Linked DNA regions of Homo sapiens: region 1 is linked to region 2. Evidence: chromatin contacts called from ENCODE Hi-C or POLR2A ChIA-PET data. All regions are on one chromosome and are shown on one strand. The core of a region is the stretch at or near the end of the contact, and the rest is flanking DNA. Distances in the headings are between cores, read along the strand shown. Region 1 holds the start of PCAT29 (prostate cancer associated transcript 29). Region 2 has its middle 37 kb from the start of DRAIC.

The links. A loop is a pair of places that touch in the nucleus more often than their neighbours do. ChIA-PET counts read pairs that join two places held with the same protein, here RNA polymerase II (POLR2A). Pooled maps may share reads with other maps.
Region 1: a map of PC-9 shows a loop between it and region 2 (4-fold over the local background). The contact joins the promoter of PCAT29 here to the enhancer-like site in region 2. A Hi-C loop is called at or near these places in 2 of 168 maps with a recorded cell type or tissue (Caco-2 and PC-9) and 1 of 50 pooled maps. POLR2A ChIA-PET finds 5 or more read pairs at or near these places in 3 of 52 experiments (Caco-2, OCI-LY7 and SK-N-SH).

The regions. Positions count from the first base shown.
Region 1 is chr15:69,590,249-69,594,110 of GRCh38, forward strand. It overlaps PCAT29 (prostate cancer associated transcript 29), which reads left to right and starts at 1,952. Exons shown (of 4, transcript NR_126438.1): 1 at 1,952-2,065.
Region 2 is chr15:69,522,909-69,526,774 of GRCh38, forward strand. No RefSeq gene overlaps it. Among named protein-coding and RNA genes, the nearest start is that of DRAIC, 37 kb to the right of the region's middle. RefSeq lists enhancers at 589-758, 3,286-3,866. Within about 2 kb of position 2,088, at least 4 of the 41 ENCODE cell types and tissues checked have a DNase peak (open chromatin) inside an H3K27ac peak, as active enhancers do.

The DNA of each region.
Region 1 (3,862 bases), core at 702-3,201, 67 kb after region 2:
TAGAACATCAGACCCCACTGCAGGCCACTGAGGGACCTCAGCCCACATGGCACGTAAACTACTCGTGCACAGCTGGAGATACCATTTATGCTCTGTGGCGAGGCTTCTCGGCCTTCTCCTCCGTAAGATCATATTACTGCACTTATTTTCATCTCAGTGACCTGCCAGACTGTGAGCTCCTTGAGGACAGTGATTCCTCTGATGTGTCTGCATCTGAGACACAGCAGGTGCTCACTACTTATTTTAAGTGAGCAAGAGAAGGGAGATGCCCCGATGTGATGGGAAGAATTCATGGCGAGATGGGGAGGAGAGCCAGAGCTCAGACAGGAAAGAGTGGGAGGGAACAGCTGACGGTGGGAAAAGTCCTGGGATGCTCCTTTCTCTGATTCAAGACAACATAAACTGAACCAACTCCCAGTCCCTGCAGCCTGGCCCTTCTTGTGTGTGCAGCTTGTAGGCCCTGAGGTGGATGTTTAGGGAATGAGTCCTCAAAGCATATACGTTGGCAAGGGTGGCAGAGCGCTGTGGGAGAAGGAGAAGCATGTGCAGAAAGAGGAGGCCAGGGGACCTTATGGCTCCTTTGTCCATCCACAAAGCATTAGTTTATTTATTCACTCATTTTTTCATCCAATATTTTTTAGCATCTGCTATGTATTATGTTCTGTGTTAGGTGCTGGGTGTTCAAGGAGGTAAATGAGAGCTGTGGTCCCTGCAAAGGCCAAGAGCACTCTGAGGAAACATCAGTACCTGGGGAGGCAGTGTGTGGTACCCAGCGGAGTGTGTGATGGGTGATGGGCATGGGCGGAACACTCACACAGAAGTGGCAGCGTGCCACAGGGGTGGCTGCAGGGGTGGCCATGCCTGGGGAAACGCGACTGCCTGGTTTGTCAGTGGGCCCTGTAGGACAGCAGTGAGGCACCTCCCAGGCAGCTCTGCAAGTGGCACTCCAAAGGAGAGCTGGAGAATAGAGGAGGGAAAAATGGGAATTCCTTGAGTCATAATTGGGTAGAGCTTTAGAAGGGGTTGAAGGTCATAAGTGGGAAACATGAGCCTAGAAAATATTGCTTACACATGAAAAAATGGCAGGCAGGATCAAACAGCAAATTGCAACCTGACATGCATGCTAGGGTCATGTCTGTGAAAATTCTACCTTTGGGAGGTAATGTGCCAAAAGAAAAAAAAAAAGAGACAAGAGAGAAGACTGTTGATTGAATGATGGGGGTAAGCTTATGGGTGATTTGTTAGATGGTTTTAAATGTTTAATCTTATTATGTAGTAGCTATAATCTTATCATTACAGTAGTAATACTAAAATTGAGGAGTAGAACAATGATAGAGTTTGGGGGGATGAGAGATGTTTTCTTGAGATTCATTTCACATAGTAAAAGAAAACCCAATAAAAGTAAGATGGAATGAATCCCCTCTACATCTTCTTCTGTGACTGGGTCAGGCAGCTGTGAGCAGCTAAGAGAAGCCCTGATCTTACAGGTGATTCAGCTCCACTTCCACTTCTTTTTGGGACTCACTGGGGATTATTTGTTTCTCTTAATGGGCAACAATTAGCTAATACCCCACCACTACAAGCAAAGTAAAAACTGGGCCTGTGTTAACAGTTCTCTTTTTGATGGGGTCATTGGTGTAACAGATAACTTCTAGCTGCATTAGGACTGGTAGCACATCAACATTGCCTCTCTGTTGTGAAAGGAAAATAGAAACGGCTAAGTCAACCATATATAAAGGCTTATATTTGCTCTTCAAAAGTTTTTTTTTTTTTTCAACATATCTTTGCTGGGGTTGGGCCATAGCTTGATGGGTATTTGTTGAATGACTAATTATTGACTTATAGGCTAACAGCCTCCTTTGAAGTAGGCTGAGCAAACAAACCATTAAGTGGAACATGGTGTCTAGGTTACACAGCTCACTCATCTGCTAATCACTGGGGCACACTGCTGGTTATTATTACCTGAGACCCTGAAAGGAAGCACTAAAGAAATGAAGACAGAGGAATACCAGGAGAGAAAGGAGGTCCAGTTAGACCTAAAGGTGGGCAAGAAGAAGAAGAAGAGGTGAGATCCTCAGTATTGAACAAGTACAGTGCAGCACATAGGTGATGTCTTAATAGGGGTCTTGGTCAATAATTGTTTGGTTGCAAGAAATAGAAGTATTATAAATTTAACTCTCAGTAATAACAATGATTTCGTTGGAAGGCTATGAGGAATCTCACCGACTTCAAGGGCAGGGATGACAACCAGACCCGTGAGAGGCTCAGAGACTTTCCTAGCTTCTTGCCTGTGTTTCTCTGGGTGTTTTTTTTTTTTTTTTTTTCATCTCAGCTTATCTCAGTAGCTTTGTTTCATTCTTTTCTCTGCAGACTGGCTTTCTCTGTTTTGCCTTTTCTTTTTCTCCTTCTTTCTTTCCTTCCTTCTCTCTCTCTTTCTTTCTTTTTTTTTTTTTTTTTTTTTTTTTTTGACAGAGTTTTGCTCTTGTTGCCCAGGCTGGAGTGCAATGGCACAATCTTGGCTCAGCGCAACCTCTGTCTCGTGGGTTCCAAGCGATTCTCCTGCCTCAGCCTCCGGAGTAGCTGGGATTACAGGCATGCACTACCATGCCCGGCTAATTTTGTATTTTTGGTAGAGACGGAGTTTCTCCATGCTGGTAAGGCTGGTCTCGAACTCCCGACCTCAGGTGATCCACCCGTTTGGGCCTCCCAAAGTGCTGGGACTGCAGGCATGAGCCACCACACCCGGCTGTTCTGCCTTTTCTAGGTTTTAACTTGTTCACTTAAACTTGGACATGATCTCTCAGGTTATGGGCCCAATACCAAGAATCTAAGTCCAGAGACCCAGGAGACAGAATCTGATTGGTCAATGGCTAGCCAATGGGGTGCCTCCCCTCAGTCAGGAGTCCATTGCTGTTCCAACAGCTGCAGCCAGGGAGAGGTACGTGAATGTGGATAAACATGGTGGCAGGGACAGTTCCTGTGGGTGGTCAGAAAAGGAGGCACTGACTGAGCAGGCAGCACATTGGCTAACATGTCTGCTGTGGGGAAAACTGGAATGACTTGGCTGTTGGATAAAATACTCAACCACATGTAGAAAATGCCCACCATGTATTTTTAAAAATGAATAGCTTCTGAAGGTTGGAGTCCAGGCTGCCATAAGGGTCTACATAACACTTGATTTCCAAGGAGTTTCCCCCTCGTTTTCCAAGTCTTTGGAGAGAGCAGTTAGTAGAAAATGTTAATGGCCAATTTTAGCAAATGACCATTTTGGTACTCCCAGGCCACTAGGGCTGGCTAGAGCTAATTTTTAGAATGCCCCCTTGATGATCCTGGCAACTTGTTTCATATTGACCTGGAGACACGGCATGGGCCCAGATCCAAATGTACTGCTAAGCCTACATTTGCTGTACTTGTGGGCAAGGAAAAGCCACCCCAATTACTCCATGTGGATTTCTCGTCTCAGAATATTCCATGGCTTGTCTGGTCTCACTGCAGAACTGCGGGGTGTGGTTGGGCAGGTTGCACACGACTGTGCTCATGACTCCCCTTAGACTCACACGGGAGCCTTGATTCCACGCTGGTTGCACGGTTTCATTTCTGTGCCTCCAGGTTCTCCCTCTGGACTGTGAGCTCTGGGATGCAAGAGATGCGACTTCCTCTTCTATTGCTTGCCCAAGGGGCTTGTGTAGGCCTGGCCACTCGTTTCTCTCCCCGTTCCTTCTGTCCCTCCGAGAAGACACTCAGACCCTGCCACCCATCCTCACACCGGATGTGAATGGAGGTCACTGCAGTCCCTCTCCTGGGCTACGCTTTAGGGCCCACTCTCATGGTGGCAGAGTCAATGTTGGCATCTGTTAAAGGG
Region 2 (3,866 bases), core at 838-3,337:
GCTCCAGGAAGGGGAGGCCTGAGAGAGGCTGGTGGGCAGGGCTAGAGCTCCCCCACCCCTTGTCCCTTGCCATACAATCACCAACCAATTCCATCAGAGAGCTGTGCTTTTATTGTTTCTCTTATACACGGGACCTGAGATTTCATTTGAGAATGCAATTTCTACTTAAAAAAGATGGAAAATCATCTGTGAAGAGGGAAGCCTTTAGACTCAAACAGACCATATACTTATGAATTCTTTGTGAGTTCACTACTTGGGGCCTCAGTTTCATCATCTGTAAAATGGGTGTTGGTGATACCTGTCCTGAGAGATTATGATGGTAATGAGATAATGGAGGATCTAATGCACGGCTCATAGCAGGTGTGCAATGAATGCAACTCTTCTCTCTTTTCCCCTCAAGACTGGCCTTGGACTCAGTTCTGACTCGTGTGTGTGTGTGTGTAGGTGGTGAACTTTCCCTAGGAGTTTCTTGCCTCATATTTTCCTTATTCCTGGAATGATTTGCTTTCAGTGGTAGTTTCATATTCATCTATAGACAGGGAAGGACATGGCAGAATGAGATAAAATGGGGGATGAATGCTGCTAAATACTGCCTTTGTGATTGTATTCAATTACATGGGCTTTTTCTTTGCCTGTTTGATGAGAAAGGTGATGAGAAAGGCAGGCCTGCAGGGGGCAGCACATGGCCAGTACTTCACTCATGAGGGACTGGCTCATGGGACTCCTGGCTTTGCAAGAAATCAGAGCCTTCCCAGGCATAGGGGAGCCTTGGAGATTTCTGCAAGGAGCCTCAGTTCTGGTGTTGAGATATTTATTATGCCCTGCAAGTTACTGATGCTGGTGGAATTAGGTCCTTGGGCTTCTTGGTCTCCTGGCCTCTGTGGTCCAGCCAGCCTCTTCCCCTATCCCTCAAGGATTACTTCTACGATCTCCGAACTTCAGGGCTGAGAGGGACTTAAATGGTGATCTAACCCTAACACATCATGTTACCAATACAGGAGGCAACCAACCTTGCAAGGTGGGGATGTGTGTATCTCCCATCTTACAGGAGAGAAAACAGAGGCTCAGTGAGGTTAAATGACTTTCACCAGGTCCCACAAGTAAGAAGTGATAGATTAAAGCTCTTTTGTTTGCAGGCATCAGAAATGTCTAGTCAGTTTAAGCAAAGGAGAGGAACATGGATCCTGGGGGGATTTCACAGAATGGCAAGAAAATCAACTAATTTGGCCTCCATGGGTGGGGCCCGGGGTAGCTCAAGATTGGCAGCAACAGTCTGTGGCTCTTTCTGTCCTGAACCTGCTCTCAGGGATGAGCACTAGCCCCAGTCCAGCCCAGACCCTGTATCTCTCAGGTCTAAAATTCAGGTTGCTGGGATAGAGGTTCTAGATGGACCCCTTGGATCACTCAGCAGTGGTCAGAGGTCAGGGGGTTACTAGCATAGTTATGGAGGATTTGTTTTGAGTCCTGTAGTGAAGCCCTGACAAGAACACCACAGGTGTCAACACCTGGTCGATGTGGGTCTTCCAAGGCTCAGCCGGGGCCTCTGTTCTGTCGCACAGTCACACAGTCTGCTCTCCAGTAGCTGCAGGCTAATCCCAGCTGTAAGGTCAGCCGAGGAAACGGAAGGTGCTGTTTGCATTTTAATAAGGAATCCAAAAGACCAAAGGCCTCTGGGTCCTAAAAGACTGGTTTTCTCAAATGGTGCAAAGTCCAGGTATTGTAACTGATGGGGCACCAGGGGTAAGGAGCCCTCCCTGGTACTTCCCGTCACACCCACACAAGTGTGCCTCCAACTTATAAAGTTCACCTGTTTATCTTGCTGCCGCTTGTTCCCCCAACTCCTTTCCATCTCCCTCTCCAAGGATTCAGTAATATGTTGTCTAGACACTACTGCTGCTGTTTCTCCTCCATTAATCCATTTTAATTGGAAAGTTATCATAATGCAAACTCTCTTTGGTATTATTTGCGGCTCTGCATTATTAGAACCTCACCAACTCGCTTTCCCAGCAAATTAAACTTGCTATGGAAGCAATGAGATCAGCTGCTCATATTAAATCAGGCCGCACGTTGTTAAGTGGGGCTGGGAATGGGGCTTCCTCAGCTGGGTGGGGCGCAATCGCTGGAGGCGTTTACAATGGCACCACTGTTTTTATGCTGGGGATTTGGCCTCTGTGCTCAGTTCTCCTCTTTTTTTGGCACTGTGTATTGGAAATTAGAGATGGAAAGAAAGAGGGGACAAAAAACCCTCTGGTGGTATTTGGCCTCTCACCCCAAACCCAGGGCAAACAGCAATGATCAGAATGCACATGGCCTTAACCCCAGATGAATTACAAAGCATATTCCAGTAGTCCTAAGAGCCTTGTGAAGTAGCGATGATCATCCCCTGTGTATGCAGCTGGAAACTGAAGCTCAGAGAAGGTACTTCTAGGGGCTGCACAGGCAACACATAGTAGACGCGGACTCTAAGCCGAGTCCTCTGAGTCTAAAACCAGACGGCCCGAAGGGATGAAACGCCAACCACAGTGAGCAGACCCTTTTTACAGAGCAGATCCTGGAACGGATTCATTTCTAGCTGATAGTATGGAAAGCAGTTAATAAATGACCAGGTTTCCTATTTGTGGATTATCACCACCTCAGCATCTAATTTTTCCCAGTTACCCACTCAATAGAACAACATGGCTGACACTCCTGCCCACCCACCCAACGGCCATTTCCCCCTACTCCCTTGCTACCCGAAACCTAATTTTGTTAAGTCAGAAATGTGCCCAATCTCAGAGGAAGACTCATGATTGGTCTAAGCCAGCCATGGGCGTCTGTTTCCCTTGTCAGTGATTGGTCTAGAGGTAAGCATGTGACTCATTTCTGGCCAATTACACCTAAGGGAAAGACTGCCGATGACTTCTGGGAAAAACTTTCTCTCCGATGGCGGCAGAGCAGGGAGGAAACTTTTGCTTGAGTTTCTCTCTTCCAGTGTGGGCACTATTTGTTATAGTTAAAAAGTCCCCCAATTCTTTGACCTTGCTTCCAAAGGTGGAGCCCATTTCCCCTCCTGCTGAGCGTGGGCCACACTTAGCGACTGGCTTTCAATGAAGAGAATGTAACAGAGGTGAAAGTGTGTGACATTCGAGGAAAGGCCATAAAAGACATTGGTGCTTCAGCTTTGCTCTCGCGGCTGTCTGACTCTGGGGGAAGCCAGCCACCACGTCATGAGGACACCCAAACAGCCTACGGAGAGGCCCACGTAGGGAGGAGCTGAGGCCCCCTGCCAGCAAGCAGCCCTAGCCCGCCAGCTGTGTGAGTGAGCGAGCCTTTTTGGAAGTGCATCCTCCTGTCCCAGTCCAGCCCTCAGATGGCTGCAGCCCTGCTAGCATCTTGACTGCCGCCTCATGAGGGACCTCAAGCCAGAACCAACAGCCACGTGGTGCCAGAATTCCTCATCTGCAGCAGCCGTGTGAGATCATAACTGTTTATTGCCTTTTTAAGCCACTGAGTTTTGGGGTCGTTTGTTACTCAGCAGTAGATGATTAATATGCTGTCATGCAGCTGTCTTGGAACCAGGAGGGGCAAGACTGAGGGCAGAAGCCACTGTGGTGAAACTGGCGGAGACATGGAATCTGGATTCCTGGTGATGTGAGCTAGTGAGCTGCCCAGCCAACCCTGGGTTGCCTATTTTGGGACTTTTTGTTACATGAGCTGATAAGAACCCTTAATTCATTGTTAGTCTGGGGTTCCATTATTTGTAAACAGCTTTTTACTGCCTCAGCCTTGGGGAGATACGTGATCCTTCCAATCACATTTCATGGCTAGCAGAGGTCACATGGTCTCCACCCACAGTCACATTGGGATGGAGAGGAGGGAGAGAGGGC